2 separate regions of the Homo sapiens genome follow, and region 1 is linked to region 2. The links are chromatin loops, found by intact Hi-C in ENCODE. Cell type or tissue: psoas muscle. All regions are shown on one strand. Each heading gives the region's core, and the rest is flanking DNA. Links, peaks and the distances in the headings are about the cores only.

The links. Peaks named below come from ENCODE experiments on the same cell type or tissue, not always from the same donor. Only the 100,000 strongest peaks of a DNase experiment are listed, where the experiment ranks them.
Region 1: it touches region 2 in a loop (1.8-fold over the local background); 1 of 110 quality-filtered maps calls a loop at or near these places.

The regions. Positions count from the first base shown.
Region 1 is chr22:38,952,283-38,960,674 of GRCh38, forward strand. It overlaps APOBEC3A (apolipoprotein B mRNA editing enzyme catalytic subunit 3A), which reads left to right and starts at 5,327. Exons shown (of 5, transcript NM_145699.4): 1 at 5,327-5,438; 2 at 7,260-7,404. The coding sequence starts at 5,410. RefSeq lists an enhancer at 2,040-2,919. In psoas muscle, for the core only: no CTCF peak of the experiment used is centred there; a DNase peak (open chromatin) is centred at 5,209.
Region 2 is chr22:39,086,126-39,092,750 of GRCh38, forward strand. LOC101927202 (a long non-coding RNA gene) reads left to right here and starts at 4,937. Exons shown (of 2, transcript XR_938259.3): 1 at 4,937-5,671; 2 at 5,883-6,625. APOBEC3G (apolipoprotein B mRNA editing enzyme catalytic subunit 3G) reads left to right here. Exons shown (of 8, transcript NM_021822.4): 6 at 154-442; 7 at 886-1,001; 8 at 1,282-1,618. The coding sequence ends at 1,296. RefSeq lists enhancers at 1,616-2,425, 2,426-3,234. In psoas muscle, for the core only: no CTCF peak of the experiment used is centred there; DNase peaks (open chromatin) are centred at 4,536 and 4,866; H3K27me3 peaks cover 1,456 bases.

The DNA.
Region 1 (8,392 bases), core at 3,563-7,562, 130 kb before region 2:
TCCCCAGGAATATTGGGAGACCTCAGCAGTTTACACTTGGTGGGTTGAACAGGGTTTGTTAGTATGAATTATTCATCCAATATTGAACACCTACCTGTGCACAGCACGCTTGCCTAGTGAAGAGAGCAGGGCTGCTGTTCCTGCTCTGTGCCCGGGTGGGAGGCAGACACAGGGGCTGTCATGGGAGAAGCTGGGCTCAAACAGCCCATGAAAAGGGACCCATGCACAGGCACAAAAGCCCCGAGGAAGAAGCCAGCTTGGTGCACTCGACGGAGCATCACCCACTTGGCTCAACAAATGTGTGGTGGTATGTGCATGTGTGTGTGTGTGTGCATGTGTGTCTCACACATGCGTATTTATCTACATATGCAAGAGGATAGGAAGAAATACAGGAAAACACTTTTGTAATCTTGTGGTTGAGAAAGCTGGCATAAACAAGGCACACAATGCCAGACACTATGGCCTTCAGGCCTCCCTGCCACGGGGATGCTGCCTTTTCTGCTCCGGGTGTTTCCACGAGGCAGGCATGGAATCTTCCCTGGACAAGCGACATACCGTGGAGAGACAGGTAAGAATTTCTACACATAGGAAGGGTGGAGCAGCCATGGTCTTAGATGTGAGCCCAAGGGAAGACAGCCTGATATATTTTACTGGGCCATATTTGAAATTTCTGCACAGCGGAAGACACCATACAGTAAACACAGGAGCCTGCGAGAGAACCTCTGCCGAGCACCAGTGAACGGCCAAGTGACACGAGTGACACCATGAGCTTGGTGCCCTCTCCATCCCAAGCCAGAGGCGGAAGCCAGGCCCTTCCTCCCAGCCCAGACTCCTACATCCCAAACTTGAGCCATGGCACACATGCTGGGCACTTACTCTGTGCATAGCAGAGGGAGCTGAGCTGCATCCAGAAACAGACCTAGGAGCTCACAGACCCAAGGCCTGGGTCTCCACCCCTGGAAGAGGGTGGTGCCGAGAGCAGGGCCCCCGGCTGTCACTGGCCCGGAGCTCACCGTGCAGGGGCAGCCCAGGCCCTCCGGGGATGGCACTGGGGTGTCGGAGGCCAAGGAGCAGAAACAGCTGTGGATGCTTCCCTCGGAGGACTGGGTGGGGCCGGGACCACCAGGACCTGCCCACCACCTTCTCTATGGGGCATCTGGCTGTGTCTGGGAGTATCTTGTGGAAGGGTCCTTTTTACCATGTGGGATCGGTGGTCCAGACTTGTCTGGGAGCCAAGGATACCAGGCATGTCAAGTAGGCTCTTCCAGAAGGTTTTCCCTCCTGGGATGTCTGTGTCTCTGCCCCTCTCCTGCTGCCTGCATCAGGAAGGGAGGGAGCAGATGGGCTGGTGAAGTGAGCAATGTCAGTCACATGCATGGACTGTCCAGGGCTCATTCTGTGCTGAGGGTCCTCCCGTGAATACGTGGCTCACCAGCGTCCCACCCCATAGAGAAGGTGGGGGGCTGGCCCTGGCAGCCAGGGCTGGAGTGGGAGGAGGTTGACCAGGAGCATGGGGGTGAGGGAGAAAGAGAGAGGGACCCCACTGTGCTGCCCTAGCACAAGGGACACTGGTCTTCCTGATTCCTGGCCTTCCACGAGGTGGGACGCCCCTCCTTCTCTGGGCTCCTTCTCTGCCCCGCGGGGTGGTGGATGCAGTAGGGACCTTCCACCTCAGGACCTCAGGAGCCGCATATGTGGTACACAGTGGGCCTCCTCGACAGCTGCTCATGAGCAAACAGGCCCAACTCCTTCTGGTGGCAAAGACACAGACACACACAGACACATAAGCACACACAGACAGTGACAGGACAGAAAGGAACCTTCCCCGGGGTTTCCCAGACACACCCAGATGTCTACCTCAGCTCTGCCCCAAGTCAGAGGATTGCAGCAATTCTTACCGTGAAGAGTGCTGGGGAAACCACGTCATCAACCCCGATCCTCTCGTTTTCATTTCTGGGTTCTGACAACAGCCCCAGCTCCACCCCTTGAAACAAGTGACCGAAAAATGGACAACATGTAGTCACTCTGGGCAAAGAGGCCACCCCAGTGGGGGTATGGGGGACAGAGGGCCCCACCCTGGGAGGACAGCACTGTCCCCTGTCCAAGGGCAGGTGCAGCCACCTCCTCCACCTCCCTATTCCCCCCACCCTTTGTCCCCCCCGCCCCCCCGAGCTTGGCCCCTTTGCTTGGAGAGATCCTTTGGTTTTTTCGATCACTTGCTTCTAGGCTGAGGAGGGCGGGGCTGTTGTCAGAGCCCAGAATCAAAGCCAGAGGAGCAGGTGGACGCTGAGACTGTCCCCTCACCCTGCTCCACGGGCAATGTTGAAGTGGGCATCTGGGTGTGTCTGGGGTATCCCAAGGAAGGGTCCTTTTCGTCATGTCACTCTGTTGGGGGCGGGGCACAGGAGCAGGGAGCCCTTTCTCTCCCGAGCTCCTCAGACTCCCAGCTTCCCTGGGTCTCATCTCAGAGCTTTGCCTATGACCTGGGAGCCCTGTGGGTCCAGGGGAGGGGACTGGACGCAGCCCCATGACAATGCTCAGACCTGGGCTAGGAACTGGAAGCCTGTGGTTCCTCTGGGCTGTAGGGGTTGGGGCCCCACAGTGATGGCAGAGCCAGGACCTCATACACAGCAGCATGGACTCCAGACCCGAGCGGGACCTCCGTTCTGGTCCCAGGGTGACCTGGGCTGAGTGGCCCAGCAATCAGGGACCACTTCAGGGTCCCTCTGCACTGGTCTGTCCCTCTCACCCAGTCTGGACCCCTGTGGGGCACTTGCCCTGTCCCCAGTTTTCCTTACAGGGGACCTGGGCAAAGCCCAGGGAAGCTTGCACCTGTTAAGGAGGCCATTCTCCTGCCTCCCCCTTGGGGATCCAGTTTCTTTCTCTCGCCTTGGACCTTCCCCAGGATCCTATGGAAACTCCAGCAAGACCTGGTATTTTATCACATTTTCACAGTTATCGCATTGATTGTTCAGCCAACATTCCAGGGACAGAAATGGGGGAGGGGCTGTCCTTCCCCAGGAAAGGGTGGAATCTCCTTCCGTCTTCCTTACAGTTGGCCTAGGGAAGGTGCACACTCTTAACCACCCCTGGGTTCCCCTGATGCCTTGAAGACCCTGCCTTGCCCTGGCTGCAGGGGGACCAGGAAGGGGCCAGTTGTGTCTGGGACATTCCTGCCGGGAGAGAGTCAGGCCCTAGTGCACAGAAGGATGTGGGTGTGGTCGGTGGGGGCACTGGCAGGGGGTAGGGCACATAAGTCCCTGGGGAGCTCACTCAGAGGTTCCAGGTTGTGGCCCTTATGGAAGTTCCTGGGTCCAGGGGCTAGAGTGAGACTGTTCCCCGCTCATGTCTGGGCTGCAGACGCCCAACCAGTGGCTCCCCCTGTCCACCCTTGGCAAGGGAGGGTCCTGGCCTCCCTCTCTGCTAGTGGGGACCCCCCAACACCCTGTCTTCTCTCCTCTCTGGAGCTCTGCCTGGGTGCATGGCTTGTACAGTGAGTTACTGAGAATTGAACTCTGGACAGTAGCTGGGCCCCACTTTGCTTTAAACATTTTAGTCTGAGGCCTTCTTTGTCATCAGATGAGAAGGTTCACAGATGTGCAGATGTGCTGATAGTCTAACCTGACTGGTTTGTAAAACTAGAAAGAGAAACAGACAATGTGCCTGTTTCTGTGATGGGCCATAAAGTGGATCTTACAGATTTGGAGACATTCTGGAAGATCTGGACCTGTCTGGATCAGAGAGGGGAGGCAGGCATGGGCCAGTCATGAATCCAGTGGGGCTTGGGCCAGCTGGGGCAGCAGGGAGGAGGACGTGCCCAGGGTGGGTGAGCTGGGGAGACCCTGGAACCCAAGGCTGAGGACCCAGAGCCAGGAGATGCAGGAGACGCCCCAGGGATGCTGAACAAAGCGCTGTCCCCTGTTGCAGCTCTCCTGGGTCTCCCCATAGAAAGCTCATGTGGGGGCTGTCCTGACCATGGGTCCAGGGGTGTATTTGCTCCAGGGGCATTTGATGCATTATTGAGCCAGGGGAAAGGCCATCACACTCTGGGCAGCAGGAGCCACCGGGAAGGGTTGGGGAAGGGTTGGATCCTCCCAAAGTTGGTACAAGTGTGGTCTCTGGCCCAGGTGGGCTGTGGGTACTGCGGGGCGTCCAGCTGTGCATGCCTCTGGTGTGAACTGGGAAGGGTGGCCTCTGGTCAGACTCACACAACACACCAAGATGAGCTCACACCAGAACCACCTGAGACTCAAATGGCAGTTGACTGCCCCCAGGGGACATCTTCTTGACTAGAAGAGTCCAACATCTGGAGACAGAATGGGAGGGGTCCTCACGGCAGAGAACAGGGCCTCTTCTAGTCTGTGGCGCCCACCAAAATGGCAGGGACACTGTGCTGAGGTGGGAGGATTGCTGGCCAAAGACAGGGGGGTCTAGTAAGAGCCAGAACAGGGGAGCAGGCAGGACAGGGGACAGCCCCTGGGCCCACAGGGCCAGCACCTTCCAGGGGCAGCTGTGCTGGGTGTAGCAGGTGGACCTGGGAAAGGACGGCGCCAGACCTGCCGCCAGGACTCAGGGGCTCACTTGGGGCAGGAGCACAGTGTCCCTCACATTTCTGCAGGGCCCAGAGGTGGGAGAAAGGGCACAGGGTGGCCCTTCTGACAGGGGGGTGGGGGTGTGTCCCTGCTGGGGACTCTGTTTCCTGGGAGGGCCTGGATCTCTAGGTACCTTTCAGAGCCTTTAGCATCTCCTCTGGGTAATGGGGATGAAAACACTCCTCCCTCTAGTTTACAATTATTAGATACACTGATGCATAGGAGGATGCAGGACCTGCTGGTCTCCCATCTTCACAGCCAGGGAAGAAGATGCAGGACCCTAACAGAGAGCACAGGATGCAGCAGGTGCCAGGGAGCCTGGACCAGGCACATCCTGCACTGGCCACAGGGGAGGACACAGGGGTGGCTGTCCTGGAGCCTGCTCTCTGGACCGCTGAGTGTTATTCAGGGTCTTTCTCCAGGGTGTGGACACCTGTCTTCTCACCTGCCCCCTGGTCTCCTGCCTTCCAGATTCCTGTGGCCCACAGGGAGCAAAGTGTGGCCAGCTCTACATCCCCATTGTCACTCCACAGTGTCTGGTGGTTCAGTGGTCAGAGTGGGCACATCAAAACCAAAGCTTGCCCAGAGGCATGGCAGAGAACTTCCTTGTTCTGACGCTAATGAGGGTGGCACACTCGGCCTGAGCTGGAGAAGGGGTGGGGCAGGGTATCGCTGACTCAGCAGCTTCCAGGTTGCTCTGATGATATATTAAGGCTCCTGAATCCTAAGAGAATGTTGGTGAAGATCTTAACACCACGCCTTGAGCAAGTCGCAAGAGCGGGAGGACACAGACCAGGAACCGAGAAGGGACAAGCACATGGAAGCCAGCCCAGCATCCGGGCCCAGGTATGGGAAGCCCCTCCGAGCACCTCTGCGCCTCAGCCTCCTCTTTGAGCTTTTCTGATGAGCACTCACCTCTCACCCTCAAACCCCTGGGGCCTCTCTTTTCCTCCTGACCCTCTCTCTGGACCTGGCCTCTTGCTCTAGGTTCCCAGTTTTGGTCCCAGCGCTGGTCTCTCCTCCGATGGTACCAATTCCAGGTCTCCTTCCACCTCCCGGGGCAGGTGCACAGGGAGCCTGAAAATCCCAATAGATAATGGTGCTGTGCCCCAGCCAGTGAAGACGGTCAGAGAGGGGATTCTCCTCACTTGTCTTTAAATGAGCATCTACTATTTCTTGCAAATGTTCCATGTATCTGGACTTGGCCTAAGCCCTTTTTATGTTCAGTGTCATCTCGTTCTCCCTAATATTAAGAAAAGGGGGTTGCTTGTAGGACTGCTTGGCTATGAGGAAGCCTTGTTTCCTTTTTTTGAGAACACAGAGCAAGTGAGTGGTAGAGCCCAGATTCATGCCCAGGTCTACTCGAAATGGTGGGGAACATTTTGAACCTTCCTTCCTTCTTTCCTTCCTTCCTTCCTCCTTCCTTCCTTCCTTCCTTCAATTCTCTCTCTCTTTCTTTCTTCTTTCTTTCTCTCTCTCTCTTTCCTTCTTTATTTCTTTTTCTTCTTTCTCTCTCTTCCCTCCCTCCTTCCTTCCCTTCTGTGCTTCCTTCCTTTCTTCCAATATTTCCCTTTCTCTCTTCCTCCCTTCCTTCCTTTCTCTTTCTTTCTTTCCTTCTTTCTTTCTTTTTCTTTCATTCTTTCCTTCTTTCTTTCTTTTACTTCCTTCCTCCCTCCTTCCTTCCTCTCTTTCTTCTTTCCTTTCCTTCCTTTCTTCCTTCCTTCCTCTCTTTCTCCCTTTCTCCCTCCCTTCCTTTCTTTTTTCTTTCTTTTCTTTCTTTCTTCTTTCCTTCTTTCTTTCTTTTCCTTCCTTTCTTTTTTCTTTCTTTCTTTCCTTCTTTTTCTTTTCCTTCCTTCCTCCCTCCCTCCCTTCCTTCCTTCCTCCATCTCTCTTTCTCTTTCTTTCTTTCTTTCTTTCTTTCTTTCCTTCCTTCTTTCTCTTTCCTTCTTTCTTTCTTTCTTTCCTTCCTTCTTTCTCTTTCCTTCTTTCTTTCTTTCTTTTGTGCTGCCTCCCAACAGAGATTTTTCTAATTCTGATTATGTCAGGATGCATAGAGAGGGGCTGGGAGAGGTCTTCAAGGTGGGGCTGGTGTTTCCAGCCCAGGAGTCCTGAGCTGCCCCATCTCAATTGCCTGAGAAGCACATTTGGGAGACCTCAGGGCACCCTAAGGGATGTGGAAAATCCTATGAATTACCCGAAAAGAAGTCCCTGGCAGGTTCCTCTCCCCAGTCATCCCCCTCAGGAGTGTCCCTGTCCCGATGCTCGGTGTGGTAGGAGTTAACCCTGCAGGCAGGAGGAAGCCCCAGAGGGTCCATCTCCAGCAGGGGCTGTGGGTGAGCAGAGCCAGGACAGGGGTGCATGGTGAGGCCACAGAATAAGACCCAGCTCTACCCCAGGGAGAGGAGCAGGGTCCTCCTCGGAGGGCCTGAGCACACTGAGCTGACCCTGGGGAGACCCTGACAAGGCTTAGACAGGCCCCAGGGCTGCAGTGATCTCCCAGTGAGCCATAGAAGGGGTCAGAGGGGGAGGTTTGGAAGTGTGCTAAGGGATGTGCGGAGCAGGGGGAAGGAGGGTGGGGTGCAAGGGAGGAAGTGTGGGGAGGGAGGAGGAGGCAGGGCAGTCCAGGAGGGCTCTTCCTCCTCTGGTCTTTTCCCTGGCTGTCCACAGACACTTGATGGATCCACACATATTCACTTCCAACTTTAACAATGGCATTGGAAGGCATAAGACCTACCTGTGCTACGAAGTGGAGCGCCTGGACAATGGCACCTCGGTCAAGATGGACCAGCACAGGGGCTTTCTACACAACCAGGTGACCGACCCAGCCATCCGAATCCGGGCAGGGCCCTTCCAATCCAGGGACATTCATAGGTAGAAGGTTCCGGATTGTACTTGTGGTTTCCTGCAGTGTTTGTCACTTGTGCTTCCTGCAGCTGCTGCTGCTTGGCCCTGGGGTTGGGGGGAGACTTCGGCTTCAGTGACTATCCATGCCCAGGTGGGGTTGAGTCTGCCCAATGGCAAAGTGCTTCCTGAGGACCCTCCCAGGATCCCCTCACAGACACAGCTCTCACCAGGAACAATTCAGCAATGTGGGATCTGAGGACTCAGGGCCTACCTGACCTCACAAGGCCAGGATGCCCCAGTGCCCTCTCCTGGGCTTCATCCTGCACGGAGAGAGACTGAGGCAGGAGAGGCTGACCAGGGATCCTGTCCTGCCCAGGGTGGAGCCCACAGCAAGGCCAGAACAGGTCCCATGTCAGGATGCAGGGATGTCCAGCATTTGGGGAGGAGCTGGGCCAGGCCAGGCTGAGGGGCCCTGAGCCCGGGGGACTTTCTTCCCTGGCCCCTACCCAGCACAGCCTCTGTCTGGAGAGACCAGGTAATGCTTGGCTCCGGTGCTGGAAACTGGGACCTTCTCTGGGCTCTATGAGCTCAATGTGGGCCTCGCTGGATCCACACACACTGCTTGGAACATCCTTTCAAGGGTGCCAGTCTCCATCACCGCCTAAGCAGTGGGACTCCCCCAGGAACGACCCACAGCCCCTTCTCAGCACAAACCATGTCATCCACTCCACCCTGCATCACTGCTGATGGAGTCCCTCCCTGTCTTTGTCCCCATCACAATCACAGTCCTTGCTGCCCTGCTGTCCCCAACTTGACCGATTCCTAGTCTTAGTGGAAAATCCTTTTCTCTGGAGTTTGGAGTAAATACCATATTTCTATAAGTCAAAATAATGACAATTATACCATGTCACAGGGACCTTCCCACGTTGGAGTGAGTCCTGCTGGTCTTCTCTTCC
Region 2 (6,625 bases), core at 2,593-6,592:
GAAACCCCTTTTCTACTAGAAATACAAAATTAGCCTGGTGTGGTGGTGCATGCCTGTAATCCTAGCTACTTGTACACTCCAGCCTGGGCAACAAGAGTGAAACTCTGTCTCAAAAAAAAAAAAGATTACCTCATGGCTTGCTTTCTTTTCTAGGCTCCACATAAACACGGTTTCCTTGAAGGCCGCCATGCAGAGCTGTGCTTCCTGGACGTGATTCCCTTTTGGAAGCTGGACCTGGACCAGGACTACAGGGTTACCTGCTTCACCTCCTGGAGCCCCTGCTTCAGCTGTGCCCAGGAAATGGCTAAATTCATTTCAAAAAACAAACACGTGAGCCTGTGCATCTTCACTGCCCGCATCTATGATGATCAAGGAAGATGTCAGGAGGGGCTGCGCACCCTGGCCGAGGCTGGGGCCAAAATTTCAATAATGACATACAGTGGTGAGAATGGAAGCCTGGAGTAGGATGGGGTCAGCCAGGGCAGGAGAGGGCCCCGGGAAGTTACTAGAAAGTGGGGAGGGTCGGCATCCCTGTGGGAAAGGCCTTGATCCTCTGCCTGCAGAGGCGATGGCTGCACTCTGGACCTGACTTTGGGGTCGACGGGAAGAGAGAGGCCAGGCCAGGAGATGTGGACCTGGGGAGGGCGGGGAGGGTGGCTGGAAGTGGAAGCAGAACTTGGGGCTTCCAGAAAAAATGAGAACTGGGCTGGCCCAGATTCCAATAGGAAAGAAGTGCCTGATGAAGGAGCTAAGTCCCTAGGGGAGGGAGAGGGAAAGGAGGGACTGAAACCAGGATGTGGGAAGTCTGTCTTGAGAGTCATGGGCCTTTGGTGCCACCACGATCCCACAGCGGGAGTGTGACTTATCTCCCCTGTCCCTTTTCAGAATTTAAGCACTGCTGGGACACCTTTGTGGACCACCAGGGATGTCCCTTCCAGCCCTGGGATGGACTAGATGAGCACAGCCAAGACCTGAGTGGGAGGCTGCGGGCCATTCTCCAGGTGAGGGCTTCTTCCCTCTGCCCAGTGCCCCATCGGCCTCCCCCTCCTCCCCTCTCCCCTGCGCCGTGCCTTCCCCTCTGCTCAGAGCCTCCTCTGGGTTCCCTGCTCCCCCAGGGCACCTGTCTCTGTCCCTCCCTTTCCTTCTCACAGCCTCCCTTTCTCTCCCACCTCCCACATCCCTCCCTCCTCTCCGATCATTGTCACTGTCCCCAGGCCTCCACCATATGCCTACTTTCCACTCGCTCACCCTTTGCTCCATTCAACCTCCCTGCTCTTCCAGAATCAGGAAAACTGAAGGATGGGCCTCAGTCTCTAAGGAAGGCAGAGACCTGGGTTGAGCCTCAGAATAAAAGATCTTCTTCCAAGAAATGCAAACAGGCTGTTCACCACCATCTCCAGCTGATCACAGACACCAGCAAAGCAATGCACTCCTGACCAAGTAGATTCTTTTAAAAATTAGAGTGCATTACTTTGAATCAAAAATTTATTTATATTTCAAGAATAAAGTACTAAGATTGTGCTCAATACACAGAAAAGTTTCAAACCTACTAATCCAGCGACAATTTGAATCGGTTTTGTAGGTAGAGGAATAAAATGAAATACTAAATCTTTCTGTATATGTTTCCCTGTGTGATTGTATCATGAATTGCAAGTGTTTCCATAAACACTAGCAAATGTGTAGATGTCTTTCCTTGTGTAGCGGACCTGTAGCCGGGAAAGGTCACACGACATCCCTCTGGAGCCAGAAAACTCAGCTAAACCTCACAGGAGAGGAACCTAAATGCAGACCCCACCCTCACTCACAGAGCCCCGCCCACTCTCACTCACAGAGCCCTGGGCGCTGATTGGAAGGGACAGGCCCAGCAGTAAGAGGACAGCCAGCAGCCAGTCTCCCTGTTGGAAAGGAACCACACACGTGCAGTCAGGGGCCCTCGGGAGCAGCCCTGTGTCCACCCCTTCCTGAGTCCACCTCCTAGAGAGGGAGCCCAGGGAAGGCCATGGCTGAGACCCAGGACAGGCCCAGTCAGGGGAAGGAGCCCAGGGAGCGGGCAGGTGTCCAGGCTGGGCCCAGAGAGAGGGCTGGGAAGAGGAGCAGCCCAGGAGGCAGAGCCCAGCCACAGAGGGGAGGGGAGCTGAGTCCCAGGGACAGGAGGCTCCAGAGGCAGAGACGGAGCCCAGGGCTAGGGCGGCAGGTGTCAGGGCTGTGGCTTCAGCTTGGTGTCTGTCCCGGGTGTTCTGCATTGGTTCCCGACTCTGGGATGTGTTATTTATGTGCCTGATTACAGCAGGTGGCTCCCACCTCACGATTTCTGGAAAGTCCTCAGAAGCTGCGTATAAGACCAAGAAGGGGCCTCACACGCAGCTGCTCCTGGGCAGAAACGACTCACTGTTTCCCTGGCCTAGACACACACAACACGCACACACAATACTCGCACTACACACAACACACACACAACACACACAATACTCACACGACACACAATACACACATACAAGACACACAAAAACACACATGCACGTACACAACACACACAACACACGTGCACACACACACACACACACAGTGACAGAGACTTGACAATAAGAAACCTCCTCCAGGTGCCCCAGAGCTCTCCTGGGATGGGAACTGGACACAGCCCCATGACACTGCTGAGACCTGGGCTGGGAACTGAGAGCCTGTGGTCCCTCTGGGCTGTAGGGAGGCGGGCCCCCACAGTGGTGGCAGAGCCGGGACCCCGGACACAGCAGCATGGACTCCAAACCCAAGCGGAACCTCCATTCTGGTCCCAGGCTGCACAGCCCAGCACCTGCCCAGGGTCCCTCTGCCCTGCCTTCTCCCTCAATAGTCTGGACCCCAGCTGCGTGCCTGCCTTGTCCCCCCCTTACAGGGGACCAGGGTGAATCTCAGGTGAAGCCTGCACCTGTGAAGGAGGCCATTCTCCCTGCTCCCATCCCTGCCACCCACATGGGGAACCAGCTCCTTCTTGTCCCCGAGGACTTTTCCTGGGCTCTGGTGGAAACTCCAGCGGGATATGGGGTCTTACATTTTCCCTCAATGTTGCAGAGGCTGAAATGGGGGCGGGGCTGTCACTCCCCAGGAGCTGACCCCTGTCACCTGTGCTTAGAAGTGTCTCCGGGAGGCACAGTGTTTTATCAGTGTTATCTACAAGCATTTTACAGTGTAGTTTGTTTTTTTTGTTGTTGTTTGTTTTTGTTTTTTTTGAGACAGAGTCTCGCTGTGTCACCCAGGCTGGAGTGCAGTGGCGCGATCTCAGCTCACTGAAACCTCTGCCTCGCAAGTTCCAGGATTCTCCTGCCTCCACCTCTCGAGTAGCTAGGATTATAGGTGTGCACCACCACACCCAGCTAATTTTTGTAGTTTTAGTAAAGATGGGGTTTCACCACTTTGGTCCAGGATGGTCTCAAATTCCTGACCTCAAGCGATCTGCCCGCCTGACGTCCCAAAGTGCTTGGATTACAGGCGTTAGCCACCGTGCCCAGCCGTGAGTGCTAGTTTTAGATCGGATCCCAGGCCCCAGGCTGTGTCTGTCATGGGCAATCATGATGAACTTTTGTTGCGCTGTGCTCTGGGAAAAGCTGGACATTTTGCCACCCACTCCACTCCACTCCACGTAGCAAACAAAACAAACCCATCAGGATCCCAGCATGGAGGGCCATGCAGTCTAATGATGGTTGGACAGACTGGCAGAGGCAGCCCCGAGCTGTTCCTGGGTAAGACCAAGGGAATAAGACCATGATTCCGGTCAGTTCTTGGTGAATGTCATCCCCCTACCCCACCCTCAGAACAAATACAGATTTTCAAAATCTACCACTTTTTTCTTTCAAATTTTCTACCCATGGAAGAATGAATGACCATCCGGAGACAGCAGGGAAGGTTATTGCTTAATCAAGATGCTGGTGTGTTTCAGGGAGCTGGCCAGGGTGGAGTAGGCTTGTGGCCACGTTCCCTGGGTGGGAAGACTGAGATGGAGGTGGGCGTGGTCCAGGGACTGTCAGGAGCAGGGCTGGGGGAGACGACCTGGCACAGGGCCGTGCCTGCACACAGAGCAACAACGCCCACCATCAGGTCTGCCCTGTGCCAATCAGAAAATTCTGGACAGAGACTGTGACCCTCTGTGTCACTCTGGGGCAGGGGGTAATGGTTCCACACACTTCTATGGGGACCTGGAGAGTGGAGACCAGAGCACTGGTGGGCAGGCAGGCGAGCCTGGGTCTAAGAGCCCACTGTGCCTGCCACTGTCCCGTACCTCGGCACGTCACCTCCCCTGAAACCTCTCTTTACTCATCTGTAAAGTGGGGGCAATTATACCTCCCTCTCAACTGTGCACTTGGAGGGCAGTGAGGGCTGGATTTGGGACAGACCTGGTACGCACCAGGCGTTGGGCAAGTCTGAGTCTCCTCCTCTCCCTGAGTCAAGCTGCCTGACGTGATGGCAGTCTTCCTGCCCACAAGTTCTGGTCCAGCCCCTCCACCCAGGAAGCCCTCGGGGAGGTGATGCCACCGGCAGCGCTGTGGTTTTGGCACCCACAGGCATAGGATGGGCTGCCGTGGAAGGTGCCTGCTGTCCCTCAGGGTCTGTACCTCAGCCACCCTCCAGGGTGGGGCCCTATCCTCCTCCCACTGCCTTCTCCGGCCCTCACCACCCCGGGCAGGCACTGCTTCCCAGAGAGCCACCCGGGTCAGGAGTAAAGTGGCCTCTGTGGTCAAAGTCTGAAAAAGTTGCCCCCACACCTGCCTAACGGTGCACAGGGCTTTCTGGGGGGGTAGGGAGGAGGCAGGCAAGACTCTGGCACCTTTTCTGAGTCACATCCCTTCTACCGGGGCCCTGAGCCTGCAGGACGGAAGGATGTGGCCTTGCCTGTCAGAGGGTTCTGAGAACACGGAAGGCTCCTGAGTCCTCGAAGGGCATCCTCAGTGGGAGAGTGGCCCTGAGCAGAGAGGAGCGTAAGGGGCAAGGCACACCCCTTGAGAGGTCGGTGTCAGCAGCAAGCCCGTTTGCCTGTAGACATCTGTCTCCACTCTTTATTTATACATATTTTTTGAGTAAGGGTCTCACCCTGTCACCCAGGCTGGAGTGCAGTGGCAAGATCACAGCTTGCTGCAGACTCAATCTCCCGGGCTTAACCAATCCTCCCACTTCAGCCTCCCAAGTAGCTGAGACTTCAGGCGTGCGTCACCACACCCAGCTAATTTCCGTGTGTGTGTGTGTGTGTGTGTGTGTGTGTTTGTGTTTAGTAGGGATGGGGTTTTTCCATGTTGCCCCAGCTGGTCTTGAACTTCTAGGCTCAGGCAATCCTCCTGCCTCAGCCTCCCGAGGTGCTGGGATCACAGGTGTGAGCCGCCACTGGCAGGCATCTCCTCAACTTGACATTGCAGTGAGAAAGGGCAAAAGTAGCCGGTCTCACAGAGCAGACATGTGCTTCCCGTCCTGACCTGCAACGTGCTGCCTCCTTACAAGTGCTACCAGATCACCTGGTTCATATCCCGGAGCCCCAGCCCGGACCATGTGGTAAAAGTGGCCGAGTACAACAAAGTGAAGCTGAGCATCTTCATTGCCCGCCTCTATCACGACTGTGACCCGGGATTCCAGCACGGGCTTCGCAGACTGCAGGACACAGAGGCACGCGTGCACATCATGTCTTCTAAGGGTGAGAGGTTGGGGCCTGAGGGGTGTGTGTGGGGGAGGGACAGCATGAGGGGCAGGGGAGTCTGGGATGCCATTGGGACGATGTCCCAGGAGAGCCTGCAGGGACTGAGCCAGCACTGACAGCCAGGAGATCACACCTAGGAGGGGCAGGCCCAGGGTCAGGGGAGAGAGGTCTGCCGGGCCTGACTTCTTTCTCCCCTCTTTTATCTCAGAATTTGAACACTGTTGAGAAGACTGTGTACAAGAGAGATGTGCCATGTCAGCCTTGCAAGGGACAGCGTGAAAACTACCCATCTCCGGTCACCAAGTTGCAGGGTAGCCTCACAGCTGATGCCCTCGCTCCTCTCGGCTCCTGCTCAGCCTCCTGATGCCTTCCCTCTGTCCTGGATCAGATTCACCCCTGCCTGGGCCTTCTGAGCTGCTCCTGCCCTGAGTACCACCCCTCAGTGCCCCCCACCTCACTGCCTCTTCCCCACTTTCCTGACCCTGCCTGTGAGAGGCTGCTTTCTGCCTCCATAGCAACCTCTATCCACCCCCCAGTCTCCTTCCTCCCATCCTGGGGGCCCCTAGCCTGGCTCCTTCCATCTCCTCATCATACCTAAATCTTGTCATTGAACTGATATAAATAGGTAGTAGAAATATACATAAGTGTGAAAGTTAAGTTTTGAGAAACACCTTTTGTAAAAAACCGATGGTAAGTATTGGGTCATTCTTGTCACACCCAACTCAAACAGAGGCCAGGAGCCAGGAGGGGAAACCACTCAGTTTGCAAAACGTCGCTTCCACAAGCCTGATGGCTGAAACTGCTCACTGTACCCTGAAACCAGCTTTACCTACAGCTTCTGAGATAAACTGCTGCAACTCTGGGACCCACGATGCCTATCACAGTGGCTCATCAATGGAACCTGCCGGCTCCCAACCCTTCCTAGGGCCCATGAACTCTCTGAAAAGAGGA